Linked DNA regions of Mus musculus: region 1 is linked to region 2. A link is a loop called in an ENCODE intact Hi-C map of the cell type or tissue named here. Cell type or tissue: heart. All regions are shown on one strand. Each heading gives the region's core, and the rest is flanking DNA. Links, peaks and the distances in the headings are about the cores only. Region 1 overlaps 1110051M20Rik (RIKEN cDNA 1110051M20 gene). Region 2 overlaps 1110051M20Rik (RIKEN cDNA 1110051M20 gene).

Region 1 (11,122 bases), core at 3,539-6,038, 72 kb before region 2:
CTGGGCTCTTCAGATAGAAAGTGGGGAATGGGACTCCCTCTGCCAGCATCTCCTTGGCAAACTCCTGTCCCTTGAAACTGAAGTTTGCACAGAGGGAATGAGGCCAAGTGGAGAGAATGCAGTGGAGAGGACAAAATGATGTGAAAAGAATGTCTGCAATGTAATGGGGCAGAGAGAAGCCCAGCTGCTCGCCATGATGTGAGGAGGTTGGGTTACACCCACCCATGGGTAGCAAAGAGAAGCTGGTGGGATCTGAGGTTGCTGTAATGGACAGTTTGGCAGATTTGGGAGTTAGGGAGAGGAGTGGTGTCAAGAACTGAAGGCCTCTCTAGAATTTATCCCATCTTCAAATAGGATCTAAGAGATCAGCAGACGGGGATCTGGCTGAATTTCTGCCCAGCAGCCCTGTGCTTGTCACACCTAGCTTGGAGAAAGAATATTTCCAAACAAGCCTGTGAAACAGGCAGGTGCAGGAAACCATTGCTGTTTCTCTCCCTTCGAGTTACCCAGGAAAAGGAGACAACAGCTGGCTACACTGGTACGGAAGACCAAAGGGTAGGGGAACTATTTCTAATATCCTGTTGTTTCAGGGCTGCTAAGCCTAACCGGCCACAGGTCTCTCCCAAGTTTTACAGTGCTGACTGAGTGAGTCTTGAGCTGCCTCACCCATTCTAAGTGTTTGAAACTACAGAAGACAAATGGTGGGGGCAGGAGGGGACCTACTTCTGATGTATAAATGTGTGTAACACAAGCAACAACAGCAACATTTCCTAAATGTCCACTCCCACTCTCCTCTCACGCTGCCCGCTTTCTGTCACTGTTTAGACAATTATGCCTGCCCTGCCTTTGGGAACCGCACCCTCTTCTTTCTCCAGATCTGGCTTCTTCTTTGAAGCACTTTGAAGATCATCTCTACCCTTGATGTGCTGTATACGGCTGAAGAGGCAAGAGAAGAAAGAAACCTCCTACATTAAAGATTTAACCACATTTTATTTAAGCATGAAGTATTGGTTCTAACGGGTAGGTTTTATGTTTAAGTTGATTGTCTGAAATCTTTACCCCTTAGGGGACAAATTTCATCTTCTTTTAAGTTCTCTCTGAACTCAGTTCCTTTTAGAAGAACGTAATAATCAATAGCAATTTGCATCAGACCTGACAATCTGCAGCTTGCCTAGGCACAGGGAAAACAGCTCAGAAAGAGGAACTGACATCTACATGCTTGTTCTAGACCACAGGGATGCTCTTCAACCTTGCTGTGTCATCTTTACCCTCAACCCCATTGGATATGTGTTTCCTAGCTACATCCCAAACTATAACAACCCCCCCCTTCTTAATCACTAAAGAAACCATCTTCTGTCCTGCTGGAGGTAATACTGCCCCCACTGAAAATGCATGTTCTAGCTGAGTGTGGTGGCACAGGCTGAGATCCCAGTACTTGGGAACTAGAATCAGGAGTTCAAGGCCATACTTGGTAAAATAGCCAGTCTGAGTTGTGTGAGTCTGAGTTTGCTATGTCCAAAAATTAAAAGAAGTAGAGAAGGAGCCGGGAGAAGAGGAGAGAAGGCATGAGAAGAAAAGATGTTGGGGATCGTGCCTGCAATCCTTTCAAGAGCCTAATCCCAGGGGGCTGGAGAGACTGACTCAGTGGTTAAAAGCTCTGGCTTCTCTCCTGAGGACCCTGGTTCAATTTTGAGCACCCACATGGTGGCTCACAACTGTCTCTAATTTCAGTACTGGGGTATCTGGCACCCACAAATAGACATATGGACAGACAAAACACCAACACACATAAAAAAGTAAATTAAAACAACAAAAACAAACAAACAAGACCATAAGAGCCTAAGGCAAGAGAACTGCAGTGAGTTCAATGCCATCCTGGGCTAAAGAGTAAGGTCCTATTATCTGAGAGCGAGCGAGAGAGAGAGAGAGAGAGAGAGAGAGAGAGAGAGAGAGAGAATAAATATCTGACTGAGACTGAACCTAATATTCTCTCAAAATGAGCATCAATGACATTCTGTTCTGATGAGAAAGAGAGAGAGAGAGAGAGAGAGAAAGAGAGAGAGAGAGAGAGAGAGAGAAAGAACGCGCTTTGTATCTATCTAGTTAATGACAGCTCTTCCAAGAGAGAAATCAAAATCCTTTCCTTTCCCCTCCCTACACTGGGCCTGATCTAGCCACAGAATCAATGGCTACTTCTTGGCAGTGGGTTAGCTTTTCACAATAGTCCTATTTGAGGAGGTAATAGATTGCCAGACCCCTCAAAGTCAACAATATGCTCCCTTGTAAGAGAATTAAGTAGGATGGAGTTCATTATCTCATTAGATTTCTCCCGAACCTCCGTGGAGGCAGTGGTTGCTGCGGCTGTTCCCTTCCCACAGGCAGAGACATGGCGGCTGGGCACAGGCAGCTCACGTAGGTCACAGTGTGATCGTGCTTCAAGCAAACACCTTGCTGACCCCATGAGGTTGCTCTGGGGTTGTCTAGACCCACGTCCTCTGGTTCTTTCTTTAATATAGGATGATCACACTGACAGAAATGTGTTTTGAAGGTGTTGTCTCCACCAACACCGATTTCTCTCCATCTGCCAGGAGAAAGCAAAGGCAGGCAGCGCTAAGTGGGCCTCTAAGAACAGACATTATGCTGCATGTCTGTAACATCAGCATGCATGAAGGCAGGTGGATCTCTCCGAGTTCAAAGCCAGCCTGGTCTACAGAGTGAGTTCCAGGCCAGCTAGGGCTGCAGAGTGACGTCTGTCTCAAAAAAAAAAAAAAAAAAAAAAAAAAAAAAAAAAAAAAAAAAAAGGCAAAGGCTATCATGGTGGTGAAGAGAAAGAACTCAGGCTATTGTTCCAAAGGTCACTGTACACAGGAGCACAGAGGACTGTGTAGTGAGTACCCCCTTTTCCCTTTTCTGAGACAACCACTACCACCTTTCCACGACTGGGGGGAGAAGCACTGAACCAGAATGTGCACTCAGGAAATGCAAAAACCTGGATCAAGACCTCCCACAAACACTCTTCAAGCAATGAGAGATATTTAGCAGTCATGGGAACTGACCACCTCTTTAAAAGCTAGCCGCAAGTGAGTAGGAATTAGAGGTTAGTGAGCCAAATAAAAAATGCTATGTAAAAGGGCTCTTCTCTGTAAACTAGGCCTACAGAGGTTAGGCTTGCAGGGCCTTTAGTGTCCCAAGTAAATCAGTATGAGGATTCCCTCAAAATAAAATGCTATATATTTCTTCTAGAGAGTGATAATGTGTCATCCATTAAATAGATCTGTGCCTCATCCACTCTCATACTGACTGTCTATTCTACTAAAGATGAGAAAGGAAGGGCATTGGGTAATGCTGTTCATATGGCCAGACTTAAGTAATATCATCTCCAATACATGTGTCCTCATGTGATTTAATCCACACTGTGGCAGACGGCCTTTCTATCTGAAGACGTGGAGATGAGCTGGTGATGTGTTAAATGCTTTAACATTTTGCCAGGATCCAAAAGGTATAAAGACACCAAGGAGAATGTCAGAGTATGTTAGCCAGTAGTTTACTGTTTGTTTTGTAAATAACAAACAAATAAATCTTAAGGCAAAGCAAAAACAGCAAGAGCTCCAAATTTCTTATTTTGCCTTAAAGAAAATAAGTCAGAGCCAGGCAGTGGTGGCGCATGCCTTTAATCTCAGCACTTGGGAGGCAGAGGCAGGTGGGTTTCTGAGTTCGAGGGTAGCCTGGTCTACAGAGTTAGCTCCAGAACAGCCAGGGCTATACAGAGAAACCCTGTCTCGAAGAAAAAACAAAAATAAATAAGTAAATTAAAAATTAAAAAAAAATAATAAATTGGGACCTGTGAGGCAGCTCAGTGGGTAGAGACAGCTTAGTGTATAAAAGCTCTGCTGCTAAGACTAATGAACAAAGCTGAATCCAAGGACCCACATTACCATAAGGGAATGTCCTCTGACATCCACATGTGACACCCACCCCCCACCCCCCACATCTACACACAAATAAATGTAAGGAAGTTTGTAAAAGGGAATGTTTGAAAAGAAAAACATCTCCTACTGGCTGTTATAATGGGAACGAATCCTTTGAAGTCCTGGCTGTGTGAGGAAGGACTAAACTGAAGCACAGAGAGGAGGATCCTCTGCTAAATCCCAGGGATCGAGCACTGCCAGTCAACTGGGAAGCATGGAAGATAAGGCGATGGTACCGTGGGCCTCCCCTTCCCTTTTAAGACAGGGCCTCTCTAGGCAGCTGGCTGGCCTGGAACTTGCAGTGAGCCTCTGGCCACTGTGTGCTTCCTGCACGGCTCATGGCCACTCCTGATTATTAATCCCAGCAGCTTTTGTTCACCTTGTTCTGCCAATGAAACTATGTAGAGAGGTGATCTTGTCCAGTCCTGCTAGCAAAGGTCTGGTATTCTAGCTGCTTGAACAGGAGAATTTAAAGTTCAGCGTTAGGTACAGAATGAGTTCAAAACTACTTAAGCAAACTTAGTAAGACCCTGTTTCAAAAGAAAAAGAAGAGGGCTTGGGTGCACTCTGAGCCAGGGTGCTTGTTTGGTGCTTCTGTGAGGCTCCAGTTCGACCCCCAGTACTGACAAAGGGAAAAACTTAAATTCAGGAAAAGACCAATCTTCTCCATAGTCAGTAGCCAAAGGAAACCTTTCTACAAGTCAGGGAAGCCAATAAGAAGTAGGACTATACCTAGTGTTTTTAATCTGAAGTGCTCAAAACATTAGCCGTCATGAATACCCACTTCCCACTTCTGCTTCCCACCTCCCTGTAGATTGGGGAAGAAGAACAGATTTAGGGAAGGAGAGCTGTACTGCATCTCAGTCTCTTCCAGATCACAACTTGAGAACTCCCCAGAGGCATGGGTGGGGCTCCAACTCCTCCAAGCTTTCTGGCAAAGATCCCGTGCAGTCACTTCAGGGGTAGTTCAGCAAAGTTCCTCTGTGATAGGCCTGGATGCTGAAGTTTCTTCACCGGGCCAGGGGAGAAATGCAGAAGAGTAAAACGGCTTTCCCCCTATAGGATTGCAGATCCCTTTAGCTCCTTGGGTACTTTCTCTAGCTCCTCCATTGGGGGCCCTGTGATCCATCCAATAGCTGACTGTGAGCATCCACTTCTGTGTTTGCAAGGCCCCGGCATAGTCTCACAAGAGAGAGCTCTAGCTGGGTCCTTTCAGCAAAATCTTGCTAGTGTATGCAATGGTGTCAGCGTTTGGAAGCTGATTATGGGATGGATCCCTGGATATGGCAGTCTCTACATGGTCCATCCTTTTGTCACAGCTCCAAACTTTGTCTCTGTAACTCCTTCCATGGGTGTTTTGTTCCCAATTCTAAGAAGAGGCAAAGTGTCAACACTTTGGTCTTCATTCTTCTTGAGTTTCATGTGGAACAACAATATGAACTAACCAGTACCCCTGAGCTCTTGACTCTAGCTGCATATGTATCAAAAGATGGCCTAGTCGGTCATCACTGGAAAGAGAGGCCCATTGGACTTGCAAACTTTATATGCCCCAGTACAGGGGAATGCCAGGGCCAAAAAGTGGGAGTGGGTGGGTAGGGGAGTGGGGGGGGAGGGTATGGGGGACTTTTGGGATAGCATTGGAAATGTAAATGAGGAAAATACCTAATAAAAATATTTAAAAAACGGCTTTCCCCCTTTCCAAAATAAGGAGAGATGTGGAACTACAGAGTCCACAGGTGGCCTTGTCCTGGTTCTGTGCTCACTTAACAGCTCTGTGGGGAAACAGTAAAATAAGTGACTTGCTCAAAGATACACAATGGATGTTTGATAAAGTTGGTCATGGAATCCAGGGATATTTCTACAGGAAACAGGGATGGACTCAGGTTATCAGAGTAGTGGGAGAGGTTTCAGAGTAGAAACTATTTTCTGGTTATTTTTCAGGACTGGGCAATGAACTCAGGGCCTTGCATATAATAGGCATGTTCTCTACCACAGTGCCACCATTGCTTAAACAGGAGAAAGGGAGGAGGGCTGGATGTGTGGTTCAGTGGGTAGCCTGCTGCCTCATACACACAAAGGATTTGATTCTCAGCATCTGGTGTTAGGTGTTACAGTGCATGCCTGCAATTCCAGTGTTCAGGAGGCAGGAGGATAAGGATGTTCTAGGTAATTATCCCCTACTTAGTGAGTTCAAGGATTGTCTGAGCCATCTCAAACTTTGTCAGAGAAGTGAGGGGCAGGTAGAAAAAGACCCATTAGTCCAGTGGCTCATTACAGTACTGCAGCCCAACCTCAGAAGCACTGATGTATAAAGAGAACCTCTAACAGTTCCATAGAAAATAACTTTACAATTAGGAGTTTAAGGAACAGGTGGTGCTTTTTGTTCCACTGTTGAGCACAAAACACAATTTGGTGCTGCCATGTTGTATTACTGATGGAGCAGATCTACACATTGAGACAGTGAGGCATCCTTTAGCTTTAAAAGCATAAGGAATATTATTTAAATTAAACAAAATAGGGCACAGTGATTAAAAGTGTTTGCTATGCAACCATAAAGCCCAGAGTTCAGATACCACAAATGCCATAGCTCCAGTTCTGAAGGAGACAACATTCTCTTCTGTCTTCTGTATGTGTGCATGGCATACAGATAGGCATATGCTTATCTTGTCCCATAGACACACACACACACACACACACACACACACACACACACACACACACACACAGAGATAGATAGATAGATAGACGGATAGATAATCTAGAAAGCAAACAATTCTTTTGCTTTTTTCAGGGCCTCTCCAAGATCAAAACAAAAGAGACTCCTGAGAGTTCTGTAGATTACCTGCACAAGACTTTTATAGCAGGGCCAGGCATGGTAGTTTATGCCTTTTAGCATTGTGTAGGCTGAGGCAGGCAGATCTCTGTGAGTTCTAGGCCAGCCTAGTCTACATAGTGAGTCCCAGGTCAGCTGGGGTTCTATAGTGTGATATATCTTCCTATGAAGAACTACAGGCACTTACTGACTGCTGAGAAAGGGAAAGAATCAGTCTTCCTCAGGGACCAGCTCCTAAGTAGTTAGCCAGTATCAAATAGTCAGCTCTAAAAGCATAATCGAAGCAGCACTGCGTGGACTCAGCATATGTATTTACATATTTATATGTAATAAGAAAAGAAAGCAAGAGAGCTAATGAATGGAAGGAGGGCCTGGAGGTAGAAGAAAAGGCACCATGTATAATGATAGGGAATTAAAGATGATCAAAGTTATTATACAAAGTATAAAATGTCATAATGAAACCCATTATTTTGTACAATTAATAAATGCTAATAAAATGAAAAACAGAAGAAAGGAATCCTTATGACTCCATAGAATCAAAGTTTATGAACAATAACATTTTCTGCTGTTTGAGATAAATTAGTGTAACTTCTCAAGGTGTCTAATTCTTGTTTGCTTTCCTTCACTCAGACATGTGCCTCTTCTCCAGAAGGCAGTCTTTCCTTATAGTCAGTTGCTATTCACTTATGTGAGTTTTCCAGAAAAGGCACGTTCAGATTCAAGTGGGATAGATGTTCCCTGGGCAAGGGCTGGAGGGAAGGGAGGATGAAAGCCATCGTTTAGTGGGGGTGGTTTCAGTTGGGGGGTGAAGCACAGGTTCTGCGAATGAGTGGGGATGACAATGAACTTAATACCACTGAATTTTATACATATATTTTACAATAATGAAAAGTAATGTATTTTGAATAACCCAGAAAAGGGGTTCTTTAATCATTCATTCACACACACCATGGCTAAGGCAGGTCTATAAACCTCCCGCTCATCAACATCACTGGGTTTGCATTTAAGCTACAGATTCTTTGACGGCAGCCCAGACAGGCTCTGTTTTCTTTTTATACCCTTTTAAGCAATGAAAGGAGATTATCCATCGTCATTAAGCAGTAGTTGCTTAAGAAACAGTTAGTTTAAAGGAAAGTAATGGTTGCAAACACTTGGCTGCAGAGGCCCATCTATGTAAAAAGCCTCCTCCCCCGTATGGCCTCGGGGAACTACTCTGCAGTATACAAAATAAGCAAAACTGAAAACAACAAACAGCAAACAAAAATGCCCCAAACTAAACAAAGAACCTTTATATTCCTAAGAGAATTTGTCTTGTAATAACACAGTTTTTGTTTTGTTTTGCTTCGTTCTTTTTCTTTTCTAGCTCCAGGAAGATACTGGAATTCTGTAAATGGCAGAGAGCAAAGAGGTGCTGGAATACCTAAAAACATTAAAATTATATATAAAAAATTCTGCATGGTTCAAAGATTAGTTTGGTCTTCTGTCTCTTCCTTTCTCTCTGTCTGTGTCTCTGCCTATCTCTGTCTCTCTCTCTCTCTCTCTGTGTGTGTGTGTGTGTGTGTGTGTCCCTAGCTGTCCTGGAACTCACTCTGTAGACCAGTTTAGCCTCAAACTTGGAGATCTGCTGCCTCTACCTCCAGAATAAAGGTCTCCACACCTAATGATACTTCTTTTAGTCAGGAACCAAAATAAAAACCACATGACCTTGCAGACTGTTTGTTTTGTTTTCAAGACATGTTTTTCTCTGTGTATCAGCCCTAGCTGTCCTGGAACTCACTGGTCCAAGCTGGCCTCAGACTCACTCTCAGAGAGCTGCCTGCCTCTGCCTCTCAGAGTGCGGGGAAGGATTATTTTTAATGATCTGTAAACTTCATGAGACAAGCATACCCTAAGGCTTGAAGTGGGGAAAGGTGTTTCAAGACCTCCAAACCAGTCATTGCTCCAATGTATCAAACATCCTGTGAATGTCTTTCCTTTGGAGTGGAAAGCGAAAGGAGAAGAAAACCTGGAGATGAGTTGGGCATGGGGACAAAGTTCCTAGCTGAGCTCCTTCAAGCACTGCAGCTGCCCTAGACTCCACTCTTGTGGCCTTTAACCAATCCTTCCAGCTCAGCCTATTTTCTCCTCAGTGATTTCAAAGCCTCACCAAAGGCCCTTCAGGCTGAACTAAACAAATCATGGGAAAGTTAGAAGAGAGGATGCAACGACTAACATATAGTCTTGGCCATTTCTCCTCAGAACTGTCTCTAATTTGAACGGTGAGCAGAGGAAAAGCAATTTAAAAGTCATATCAATAAAATAAAGATATTGTCAAATAATTCAACATTATTTTTTTTGAGAATTACACTTCTTTTATTTCACAGTGAAACTATCTCCTATTACTAGTTGTTAAATAAACTATCTGCTATTACAAGTTGTTAAAAAATATGAGGGCTGAAGAGATGCCTCAAGTTAAGAGCCTCAGCTGCTCTTCAGAGAACATGGGCTCAGTTCCCAGCAGCCACAAGACAGTTCCTAACTGTCTGTAACTCTAGCTCTAGAGGATGTAATGTCCGCCTTTAGCCTCCTTGAACACAAAAACACATAAGCAAGCAAAACACCTATACACATATAGTAAAACAGATAGAAAACATAAACTTCAAGAGTGCATACAATCCCAGTTTAGAATTGGCATTAGAAGTCACCTTATCAGTCCGGCTCCTTCCTAGTTCTGTTCCTGGATTTACTTCTGAACACCGTTGTTCAGCACCATCTAGAAAAGCACTGTCCAATAGAATTTTCTGCACTGCCTAATACAGTAAAAGCCAATAGCCATACAGAGCTTGTAAGTGCTTAGCTAAAATAACTAAGAAATCTGAAGCATATTTAATTAAAAAGTCAATTTTCTTGAGATACAGTTGACATACAAAAACCCACATATGTATGAATATGTAGTCTGATGTTCCTGGACAATCTGTGGAACTCCTATCACTACCATCAAGATATGGCACATCTACCCCTTCTGAAGAAGCTCCTTGCTTCCTTCCTTTGGGTGTGTGGCAAGAATAACTGATATGATTATGGGATCCAGCCTTCTAAAATACACAGCATGCATATCTGTGGATGATAGGCACCACACTGCAGGGCAGTCGCTGGAACTAAAATTTCAGGCCAAACAGTGACTTTATATTAACTGAACAATAACTCCACACACCCCTGTCCTCTCTAACCATCCTATCATCTGACTTCATAGCTTCATTAATTCAGTTTATGCTTAAATGACTTCATGAGGCTACTGAGCAAACATCTAGCATGTTCTTTGTGGTCTATGCTGCTTTGTTTTGTTATTCTTTATCTGTGATGGGGGCTCACCATGTAGCTTAGGCTGGCCTGGAACTTACTGGGCAACCCTACCTAAAATTCTCCTGCCTCAGCCATATGAGGCATACAGAGTTGCTTTGTTACTCTGAATAATGGGAAAGTCATTGCTTTCCAAGTAACTCTTTCCATTATGAACAAGGCAAATTTAGGCATGTCACCATCCACAAAGGATAAGATAAATCCAAGGGTTAGGAAAATATCCCACCACAGCATGGCGGAGGCAGAGGCAGGCAGATCTCTCAGCTTGAGGCCTAGTCTAGTGAGTTTCATGGTAACCAAAACTACGCAGTGTGTCCTTGTCTCAAACAAAACACAGCAAAACCAAAAAACTGTACATTGTGAAATCACTTTTCCTGGTAACTTCCACCTTCTGGATCTGATTTTGTGTTTCAAAACCACATGAAACAAGGGAGCCCTGGGTACAGGCCAAATCATTAACTCTCTCTTTCTTTCTTTCTTTCTTTCTTTCTTTCTTTCTTTCTTTCTTTCTTCCTTCCTTCCTTCCTTCCTTTCTTTTGTTCTCTCTCTTTTCTTCTTCTTCTTCTTCTTCTTCTTCTTCTTCTTCTTCTTCCTTCTTCTTCTTCTTCTTCTTCTTCTTCTTCTTCTTCTTCTTCTTCTTCTTCTTCTTCTTCTTCTTCCTTCTTCTTCTTCTTCTTCTTCTTCTTCTTCTTCTTCTTCTTCTTCTTCTTCTTCTTCTTCTTCTTCTTCCTTCTTCTTCTTCTTCTTCTTCTTCTTCTTCTTCTTCTTCTTCTTCTTCTTCTTCTTCTTCTTCTTCTTCTTCTCTTCCTCCTCCTCTTCTTCCTCTTCTCCTTCTTCATCTCCTTCTCCTTCCTCTTCCTCTTTTTTTTTTTAAGCTTAACATTCCTGGTTCCCATAAATGTTCCTAATTATTTAATTATTTGGTTTCAAGTCACATCACCAACAACAGGACATCCTTCAGTTAGCCAATGTCAATAATTGG
Region 2 (11,122 bases), core at 5,355-7,854:
GTCGGCCCTCTCACTCGGTCTCTGCTCTCTCAAGCTCAAAGATTTATTTATTATTATAAATAAGTACACTGAAGCTGTCTTCAGACAGCACCAGAAGAGGGCGTCAGATCTCATTATGGGTGGTTGCTGGGATTTGAAGTCCTGGAAGAGCAGTCAGTGCTCTTACCCACTGAGCCATCTCACCAGCCCAGGGTTTGGATTTGTAAGGTGACAAAATATGTCTGTCCTAGATCCAAAAGGACAGGAACTAAACCCCCATTTTGCTTTGACTGTAGTCAGGCGAGTGTGGAGAAAGGGAACGCATCACAGCAGACTGGCACTGCTGTCTAAACCATGGTCTGCCACAGTGGCCCTCTGGCCATAATTCACATTGCTCCCAAAGCAAACCGACTCACCCCTCAGTCTGATTCCATTCTGCTTCAAGCCCAATTCAGTGATCTTGTCATACAAAAAAGCTTGGAACTGTGTTGGGAGGGTGAGGAAAACAGGGAAGCAAGAAGACAAATCAAGTATCATGTGATCTCTCTCAGAGGGGGAGCCCAGGTAGGGCTATGTGTGTGTATATGTGTGTGTGTGTGTGTGTGTGTGTGTGTGTGTGTGTGTGTGTGTGTGTAAAACATGAAACTAAAAAGAAGAGTATTTGGGAGAAGAAAGGGGAGAAATGGGAAATGGATCAAAGAGGGTTAAAGGAGCAACAATGTGGGCGTAGGACAATGACATACACTATGAAAATGTCATAAAGCAAGCTGCTATTTTGTATATTTACTTTTTAAAAAACTAACAAAAAATCAAGTCCTAGTTTAGATGAAGTTCCTCTAGAACAGTTTTTGCTATAGCTTCTGAAATATGGATCAACTACATTACTCCATTGTGAATAACGACAGAATAAAAGAGACAAGTTGCCAAGCCACCACAGTTAGCATGTATGATAATATCTGGAAATGATAACTACAATAAAGATGGGGGAAGAACTAGGATAGAGCTTGATGGTAGAACATCTCTCTAACATGCTAAAAAAAAAGTGTGTGTGTGTGTGTGTGTGTGTGTGTGTGTGTGTGTGTGTGTGTAGTAAATTTAAAATCCACCAGGGTTACATACAATCCTGTTTCAAAAACAACAACAAAAGAGGCTGGCGAGATGGCTCAGTGGTTAAGAGCTTTAAGTGGTTTCGAGTTCAATTCTGCCCTTTAAGTGGTCCCGAGTTCAAGTCTCAGCAGCCACGTGGTGGCTCACAATCATCTATAGTGGGATCTGACGCCTCCTTCTGGTGTGCCTGAAGACAACTACAGTGTGCTTATATACACAAAATAAATACATCTGTTGGGTTTTGTTTTTTTGTTTTGTTTGTTTTGTTTTTTAAAGACATCAAAAAAGTAACAAAAACAACAACAAAAATGTTTAAGTAGTTTGGCTTCAAGTAGGAAAAATTCAGGTATTTGAATATTGATTATAAAATAATCAAAGATGAGCGGGGGGTGGGGTGGGGGGGGAAGGCCAGTCTAATCAGTGTATTTCTTTTTCCTGGTCACTTCACTGGTTCAACTTTGAGTATGTGACACAAGACAGTCCAGTAGGTGTCAATCCCAGGTCAATGTTGTTAGAGCTACTAGGAAAGAACCTCTTTCTCTATCACCATTACTACACTGGAGATGTCAGCCCCAAATCCCTAGTGGCCAGCCTGAGGATAAAAACAGGAAAATGGAAGAGAAGCAGATGCAGATTTAGTGTGATACCACATTAGTAGCTCTATTGACCCTCTTTGAATTAAGGCCGTGTCTACCATGGGCTGTCTTGGTGTATATACCAGTTAGATCCTATATATTGTTATCTCCCTGTCTTTCCTTCAAGCCGTTTTCAGTTAGGATTCTGCCAAAATGTCTTCCCATTAGTTGCATACTCTCTGAGGACAAAGCACTTGACATTTTAAAAAATCCATCCCAGCACTTAGTACAGAGTAAACACAAGGTAAATGTTCAACAAACATGAAATATAGAATAAAAATATAATAACAATTAGTATTCTGCCCAACTGGCAACAAAATTGAAAAAGGGCACTAGCCCTTAGCAGGCTCCCAGACTTACTTAGTATAACTGACTCCATGATGGAAGTACCATTCAGGCCGTAAAATTCAGCATGCAGACAGTACCACCTGACAATAAAACAAAGGCCTAACCCATCAAAGCCCATAGTTCTAAATGTACTACTTTGCTTTTTGGCTTCTGTAGTTCTGCTTGTGGCTAACTGTTCTTGTTATCTGAAGTGTGTCAATGCAGAACATGGTTTTTGTGCTTAAAAGCTCCCCCTGAGAAAGGCTCAGGGCTACCCTGGGGTCCTGAACACCCAGTGTAGTCAGCAACCAGCTATTAAAGACTTTCTATTGGCTTAAACCTATGTCTTTGGTGAATAACCCATAACAAATATTAAAGGGGGAACAGGAAACCACAAACTTTCTAATTTACAAGATATAAAAGAGTTCTTTCGAAACATTTTGTTTCAACTTTAATATTAGGGCCAAGGGAAGCCAATTTAACATTAGATCCACTTCTTATTCCTAGAAGGGACAGAGGGAAGACAGCTGGGTGTGCTCCCACTTATCAACATGATCTAAATGAGGGGCCTCAAACATGACAGTGTCATGTCATAGTTATAAAGATACACCTTTCACAGTGAATCTAGGCTTATCTGTCAACAAGTCTTATAATCATCATGGCTTCCTTCCTTTCTTTCCTTCCATACTTACTTATTTTAGGTAGGGTCTCTATACTGAAACCCCGTACATAGCCCAGGCTATCCTCAAATTTAGCCTCCTTCTTAGCCTCTGGGATTAGAAAAAATGCACCACACTACTGCACTTAGCTAAAAGCTACACACTTTTTTTTGAATCTCATACTGTGCCCAGGTTGTGGGACTCGTGATGTATATATAGTTCAGTGGTCTGAATGTGGTAGTTTATACCTATAATCCAAGCAGTCAGGAAGTGGAGACAGGAGAACTACTTTGAGTGCAAGGCCAGCCTGGCCCTCAGAGAGAGACTCTGTCGTAAAAAAAGCAAACCAGAAACACACAATTCTTAGAGAAAACAGAAGGAACCCAGTGAGGATGGCCGAGGCTATGTTTAAGCTTCTGCCCCTGGGAACCAGCATGCAGTCTCCCCTCCTCACGCTCTGAAGAAACGCAAGAACAGCGCTAATCTCTGGAGGAGCCTACACCTCAGACCAGCTGCCCACTGCCCTGGACACTAACTATAGCAGGGGCCTTCTCACCGCTTCTGCCTGAACCCCATGAATTTCTCTTGATGTTCAAAAACCAGCACGGGAGAGTAAGAAACCAACATTTCTAAATGTCCTCCTTGATCTAAATACTCCAGTTCTTCTCTTCCCTCCATTTACCTCTCTATCCACACAGACCTCTTCTCTGCAATGTCTACCATCTCATAAGGAAAACGTAACAAGACAGTTTAAATAAGCCATTGATCATTCACAAGCTAGGGTTTTTTGGGGGGTAGGGGGTTGTTTTTGTTTGTTTTACAAAATCAACGTGACAAACTTTAAAAAATGCCTATTTGGGTAAAAACTGTAACTGATAAATGGTTCAAATTTCTAAAATAAGCTACAGCTTCACTCCTGCTACCACCAGGAGCTTTGTTTATTAATTTCTCCTTTATCACAAATATTTCAATATTGTATTATGAGGCTTTGTGGAGATGGACTTTTACCAGCACTCTAGCAACCATTAAGTGGGTAGAATCTCATCTAAGGGAATCAGATGCCTTTTCCTGAAGATGTAAAACTTCTGACACTTAATAGTATATCTTTGTTGGCAATTCTCAAGACTTTCCTAGGACTCACATGAAGCCTGAGAGAAGACAGAATTTTACTAGGGAAGGCATTAGCCAGCAATCAAACTCCAAACATTATACGGATATAAGAGCAATAACTTGTCGCCCTTCTTCCTTTCCCCAACAAAATGAAAGGTGTTACTACAAAAAGTGTGTGAGGATTCAGTTTCATACGCTAACTAATAAACTCCTAAAAGAGTCACAAATGAATGAGCCAGGCATGGCGATGCAGGCCTTTAATCCCAGTACTAACAAGCAACAAACAAACAAACAAAAACCCTTTACTACAGCAACTAACAATGATGGCAACAGTCAGGCGTCTTAGTTGCAAGCAATGGAAGGTGGAGGCAAGAAGGTCAGGAGTTCAAGGTCATCCTCAGGGCCACAATGGGCTACCTGACTCTCTCTCAAACAAAACAAAGAAACAAAAAAGAAAAAAGGAAAAGGACTGGAGGCGGAAAGCCAGACCTGCTCTTGAGGAAATCTCATACCTAATGTGATCTCCATCCTCTTAGCTCCAACTCTTGCTTCTGTTCAGCAGTCAAAATCTAAATGTTGGGGAAGGTGAGATGGTTTATTGAGTACAGATGCTTGCTGCTAAGCCTGATAAGCTGAATTCAAGCCCTGGGATGCACACAGTGAAGGGAAAGAATAGATGACGGCAAGTCTGTCCTCTGGTCACCACGTTTGTGTTGTGGCACACACCCTCCCTGTCAATAAATAAATGTGATAATAACAATTATTGTCACTAAGACCTTGGGTCTAGGCTGGGGAGGCAGCCAACACTCTCGATGCCCAGCACTTGTGGAGGAAGTGGAGGAAGAAGGGTCAGAAGCCCATCCTCAGTGAGCTGAAGATCAGCCTGGACTGTACATGATCATATCAGAAAAAGAGGGGGAGGGAGCGGAGGGAGGGAGGGAGGGAAGGAGATGCTTTTCCTTGTCTGATATTCTGTGCATTCTCTCTCAGTCCTGAGATAATCGTCATTCCCCTATGGATCACTTTCTAGCTCTGTACAATTCATTGTTTCTGGGATACATTTATTTAGCACTCCAGAACCTCTGACCCTCTACTTGAATTGGATTTTATATCTCCAGCATCTTTATACAACAGAGGGTTCCTTGATGTCCATGCCTGGCACGGTGTCTGACAGTCAGTGTAGGCTTACCACATAGCTACCAATTTTAAAAAATGAAGAGAAGACCAGACGGGAAGTTTATTTCTTGGCATTTATACGATACTGGCTTTTATCATTGTTTTTTTTTTCCCTCCAATATAAATGAACCTTTCACCAACTGGCCTTATCCATATTGTAATCATGTACTTCCTGTCTTTTGCTTTTCAGCTTGTACTAGTCCTTCATAAATCAAATTAGACTCCTTAATAACCCTTATAATGAATAGTTCCTATTTCTGCTAATATAATTATATTCCACTAAGATGCAAACTCTAACGGAATTCTTCTTCCAGTAAAGATAGACTAGGTAATTCAAACTAACCCTCCTGGCCAAGAAAGAGTCAGTAAATCATTAAAAGCAGATGGTTCTTCTCCCCCACATTTGTATTAACCTTTTAAGCTACTGTCCTAGTCAGGGTTACTATTCTGTGATGAAGCGCCATGCCCAAAGCTACCTGGGGCAGGCAGAAAGGGTTTGGTTTGGCTTATGCTTCATCACCACTGCTTACCAACCCAGGAAGTCAGAACAGAAACTCACCAGGGCAGGAGCCTGGAGGCAGGGGCTGATGAGAGGCCATGGAGGGGTGCTGCTTAGTGGCTTGCTCCTTGTGGCTTGCTCAACCTGATTTCTTTTCTTTTTTTTCTTTTTAAAGATTTATTTTTATTTCTATGAGTACACTGTAGCTGTCTTCAGACACACACCAGAAGAATGCATTGGATCCCACTACAGATGTCTGTGAGGCACCATGTGGTTGCTGGGAATTGAACTCAGGACCTCTGGAAGAGCAGTCAGTGCTCTTAACTGCTGAGCCACCTCTCCAGCCCTCAACCTGATTTCATATAGAACCCAGGACCACCAGCCCAGAGGTGTCCCCACCCACAATAGCTGGACTAGTTACCAAATGTTCTACAGGCTTGCCTATAGCCTGATCTTATGAAAGCATTTTCTCAGTCAAAGTTCCCTCCTCTCAGGATATGGATATGTGTGTGTGTGTGTGTGTGTGTGTGTGTGTGTGTTGTGTGTATACACATATACATACACACACACACACACATATATATATATATATACACATATACATATATATATACACATATATACACACACACATATATACATATCAAGTTGACATAAAACTAGCCAGCACAGTTAATATACAAAATAAAACATTTCATGTTTTAATACACATATATCCACTGTACCTTACTCATCCATCCTACCTTCCCCCAAACTGCTCCCCTTGTCTCTAAATAGCCCCCTTTGCTTTCATGTTTTGTGTGTGTGTGTGTGTGTGTGTGTATGTGTGTATTTTAAATCTAGATTCCAAAATATTGTCTCTCTTCCTCCCTCATTACCCTCTCTAGTTCCCCCATCTGCCATCCCATCCTGTCCTGGTCTCCCTTCTACTTTTTTTTTCATTAGATATTTTCTTTATTTACATTTCAAATGTTATCCCCTTTCCTTGTTTCCCCTCCGAAAATCCCTGATCCCACCCACCCCCCCCCCCCGCTCCCCCAGCTTACCAACCCACCACTCCTGCTTCCCTGTCCTGGCATTCCCCTACACTAGGGCATTGAGCCTTCACAGGACCAAGGGCCTCTCCTCTCATTGATGACAAGGCCATCCTCTGCTACATATGCAGCTAGAGCCATGGGTCCCTTCTTATGTACTCTTTGGTTGGTGGTTTACTCCCTGGGAGTTCTGGGGGTACTGGTTGGTTCATATTGTTGTTCCTCCTCTGGGGTTTCAAACCCCTTTAGCTCCTTGGGTCCTTTGTCTAGCTCCTCCATTGGGGACTCTGTTTAGCATGTTTGACGTTGTCAGAGGGCTGTTTTCAAGACAATGAAAAATGACAAGGCCAGGTTATGAAAGAGTCAAATCCAGAGAAGTGAGCCATGCATTTGTGGCCGTTTATCCCCATGGGCAGGGCTTCCAAAGACAGATTCATGGGTTGAATTCAAGAACTTCACAAGCTTGAAAAGGTAAAATTTTCTACATTTTTACTACCTTCTAGTTGAGATATACCAGTTCCTTTAACTTTGATTGTAAACACAGATTCTTGTTGTACTTGTGACTTTGTCAACGGTAGAAATCTCAGCTCCTATCATGTTACAACTCTATTAAACTTCTCACAATATCACACATGCTGCTGTCACTCACAACTTGTATCACTATGTCCTTTGATAGTGCCAGGAGCCTCTGCTAGTTGTTGAGGGTGCAGCTGATATACTCTGTACTTAATACTTTTAAATTAAAGTTTAAGTTTCTGAGTTTTCAGATGATTTTTAATTTTGGAGGGCAAAGCAGTGGGGTCCAGGATGCACTGAGGCTGGAGGACGGATGCCAGTAAAGCCATACTGCTCTTCTGCTCTCCAGAGAGCTATTTAGAAACCACCTCTCCTGGACAATTTTGCTTAGCTTCAAATCATTCCAGCACCTGATGGGACTGAGGTAAGCCAGGAGTGCTAGCACCCAGGGATCTGCCAAAGCAGATGGAAATCTTCTGAGGAAGATAACAAACATTCAATGCCATTGTCTCTACAGTTCTTTTCATACCCAATGAGTATCACTCAACTAAAGGGAAAAGTAGACTACAAAGTAAAACAATAGAATTTAAAAAGATATACTAGAGATAAAATAAATAAGCCACAGCAAATCCAGATATGGATTCTATAACACCCACGCTTTACTGGGCTGAGCAAATTAAAAAGCAAGAATAAAGAAAGAAACTAGCAATGAAAAGTACAAAATAGGAAAAGAAAATGAGGTCTTGAAATTGTCTCAATACTGGGCCTAGGTGGGCTTTGAAATCCTCCTGTCTCAGATTCCTGAATGGCAGGATTCCAAACAAGAGCCACCGTCATCCCCTAGCCTAAGTGGAAATTACTGAAGAACTCAATAACATAATTAAGAACTTGGTAGGTGGGCATAATAGCATTTAGACACAAATAAGGAAACAATTGATGAACTAGAATATAAAATATGTGAAATAAAACCTAAAAGACAAAATGAAGGAAAATGCAAAAAGAAAGTACAGAAGACACAGATACTCTGAGGAGGTCTAACATTTATATAATTGGAATCCCCAAAAAGTAAGAATAAAGAGAAAAACAGAAGTATATCTGAATAGCTCTTAATTGAAAATTTACCAAAACTGATTTAAAAATAAAACAAAACAATTAAATAATCAAACTGTGGCTAGCAAGATGACTCAGTGGGCAAGGTGTCTGCTCCCAGGCCTGATGACCTGAGTTCAAGCTGCAGAATTCTCATGGTAAAAGGAGAAAATGACTCCTTCAACTTGTCCTCTGACCTTCATTCATGCAGTGTGGAACATGTGACAATGAGGGAGTTCACATACATACATACAAAACAAATAAATGTAAATAAAATGTAAGACACCAAGCTATAGGTTTAAGAGGCACTAAACAACAAACTGTTTAAACATACTTAACTTTTCTTTTTTTTAAAGATTTTATTTATTATATATATTTTTATGTGTATATATATTTATTTTATATATATTTATGTGTATATTATACACACACACACACACTGTAGCTGTCTTCAGACACACCAGAAGAGGGCATAGGATCCCATTACAGATGGTTGTGAGCCATAATGTGGTTGCTGGGATTTGAACTCAGGACTTCTGGAAAAGCAGTTGGTGTTCTTAACTGCTGAGCCATCTCTCCAGTCCCCTTAAATATACTTTTAAAATCAAACTATTCAAAGAATGTCAAAACTGCCAAAACCCAAAGACTAAGAAGCGATACCTGAAACATAGGTAGATATTAAAAACAAAACAAAAAAACCAACGTTTGCTCTAAGAGGCAAATGTTAAGGTGCAGCCCTCAACAGAAATAGAGAAAACTGTGTCTACCTGTACTTTATAGTAAGCAGAAACTGCCCATCAGAAACATGAGAGCCCCACCAGGACTAGGGTGGATGGGCTGCTTTGCATCGCTGCTGATCCACCCAGGGCACCACTCACACTAGGAACGTTTGCCACCCCAGGCTGCAGCAGAGCCTGAACCTCCCACTAGGAAGTTACTGACACTGACAGCTTCATCCTGCTTCCGGAAGATGGATCACTGATGCAGCTGAATGGAGGGATGAGATCAGCTCAAATAGTTTCACATTTTTATAACTCTAACATTATTATATACACATAAAAAACAGGTGGGATCAAAACAATACTCAGGAGCTGCTGAGATGGCTTAGTGGTTAAAAGTACATGGCTGCTCTTTCGAGGATGCAGATCCTGTTCCCAGCAACTACTCGGAGGTCCCAAGCATCCCTACTCCAGTTCTAGGGGTCCAAAGCGATCCTCTGACAATGTCAGGCACCAAGTATGAACATGTATAAGGCAAAACACATAAAATAAAGCTAAAAGAATTAAAAACGACAATTTCAGAACAGAATCTTCACGAGGATTGGGATTCCTCCTGATTTGTTCACTGCTACATCCCTAGCATCTACAACACTGGGTAAGGTACAGGTACCTTACTCAGTGGCTGCGTGAGAAGTAGTGTCAGCAGTGATGGACCAGAGCTTATGCAACACTCATTAGACCTTAAGCTGAACAACAAGCCCTTCACATCCATTATCTAATTTAATCTTTCCTTCCAACAATTTGGTAATGAACATTTTTTTTTCGGTTTTTTTTTTTTCAAGACAGGTTCTGGCTGTCCTGGAACTCACTTTGTAGACCAGGCTGGCCTCGAACTCAGAAATCCACCTGCCTCTGCCTCACAAGTGCTGGAGTTAAAGGCGTGCGCCACCACTGCCTGGCATTGAACATATTTTTATGTATGAATCTCACTGTTTTACAGAAAAAGCTAAGCACCCTGCCCGAAACACACTGGCAGGCCCTCAAACAAAGATCAAAGTCTCTATTCTTAACCATTATGCTACTGTGCTTTCAGGCCATATTAAAAGCCCGTTTTCCCCCTATGCAAATTCTATTTGTCTTTCCCAATGAAGAAAAGCTCCCCGTGTTGTTACTTAACTGCTCTTATTTAACTATTCATTCTCCTTGTTCTCAACTCTTAGCCTACTGTCTATATAACTTAATGCTATTGCAGAAGATCTGATCACGTGCTCCCGCTGTCTGCTCCTCTGTAAACGTTATCCTCAGCCAAAGTACAGTTCTTTACAGGCAAATTCCTACTGATACATGATGCTTTGTCACAATACTTACTGTATGGCAAAGGAATGAAGAAAAACATTTAGTCAGGAAAATATGCAAGAAACAGAGTAGTTTGGGGATCAGACTTGTATGGTTTAAAATTCTAAACATCACATTGAACTAAAAAAAACCACTCTCTTTAAAAGGTGATTTTTCATCAAAATTCCCATAGTATCCCCTGGATGTTCAGGGCAATCTGGAGATAACAGTTCTTAGTTAAACCCTCTTGACAGGGCATGTGTATTACATAGTAGGTGAAGTATGAGAGTGTGCAGATAAACAATTATCCACGCATGTAAACGGCAACTTGTGTGGTGTAAATAGATTCCCCCTGTGTGGAACTGCCTGCATAATGCTCTCTCTGGGCTCTGTGGTTTCTCAGTACATTCCAACTGCTCAGAGGCTGGAGTCTGACTGCCAGCATGAGGAGCAAGGACCTCAGGAGAGAAGGTCTGCTTTCCATTACCCTGAACACAGCCCAGCCAGAGTGAAGAGCACAAACCAGAAGGCTGGACCTCAGCTCTCCCATTACACCTTGACAGTTTTTAATCTTAAGAGGCAGAGGAAGTTGAGTGTAGATGTTGAAGATGAGTGAAGAACAAAGACGAAGGGAGGGAGAGAGGGAAGGAGAAAGAGAAGGAAAGAAAAGAAAAGAGAAAAAGGAAAAAAAAAGAGGAGAAAGCTGGAGAGATGGCTCCACAATTAAGAGCACTGTCTGCTCTTCCAGAGGACCCAGGTTCAATTCCAGGACCCACATGGCAGCTCACAACTGTCTGTAACTTCAGCTCCAGAGTTCTAACACCCTCGTACAGACACAACAATGCACAGAAAAAATACAATTGAGTGCATTATCCAGTGAGACAGAAGCTCTGTTAGACAGTTATCTGAATGAGCAATCGAGTGGCTGACACTAAGT

The links. A loop is a pair of places that touch in the nucleus more often than their neighbours do. Peaks named below come from ENCODE experiments on the same cell type or tissue, not always from the same donor. Only the 100,000 strongest peaks of a DNase experiment are listed, where the experiment ranks them.
Region 1: a loop joins it to region 2, with 2.1 times the contacts of the local background. A loop is called at or near these places in 1 of 42 quality-filtered maps.

Annotation. Positions count from the first base shown.
Region 1 is chr2:91,330,473-91,341,594 of GRCm38, forward strand. The region is part of intron 3 of 1110051M20Rik (RIKEN cDNA 1110051M20 gene); the gene reads right to left. Among named protein-coding and RNA genes, the nearest start is that of Arfgap2, 71 kb to the left of the region's middle. In heart, for the core only: no CTCF peak of the experiment used is centred there; a DNase peak (open chromatin) is centred at 4,899.
Region 2 is chr2:91,401,061-91,412,182 of GRCm38, forward strand. All of the region lies in intron 2 of 1110051M20Rik (RIKEN cDNA 1110051M20 gene), which reads right to left. Among named protein-coding and RNA genes, the nearest start is that of 1110051M20Rik, 38 kb to the right of the region's middle. In heart, for the core only: no CTCF peak of the experiment used is centred there; no DNase peak of the experiment used is centred there.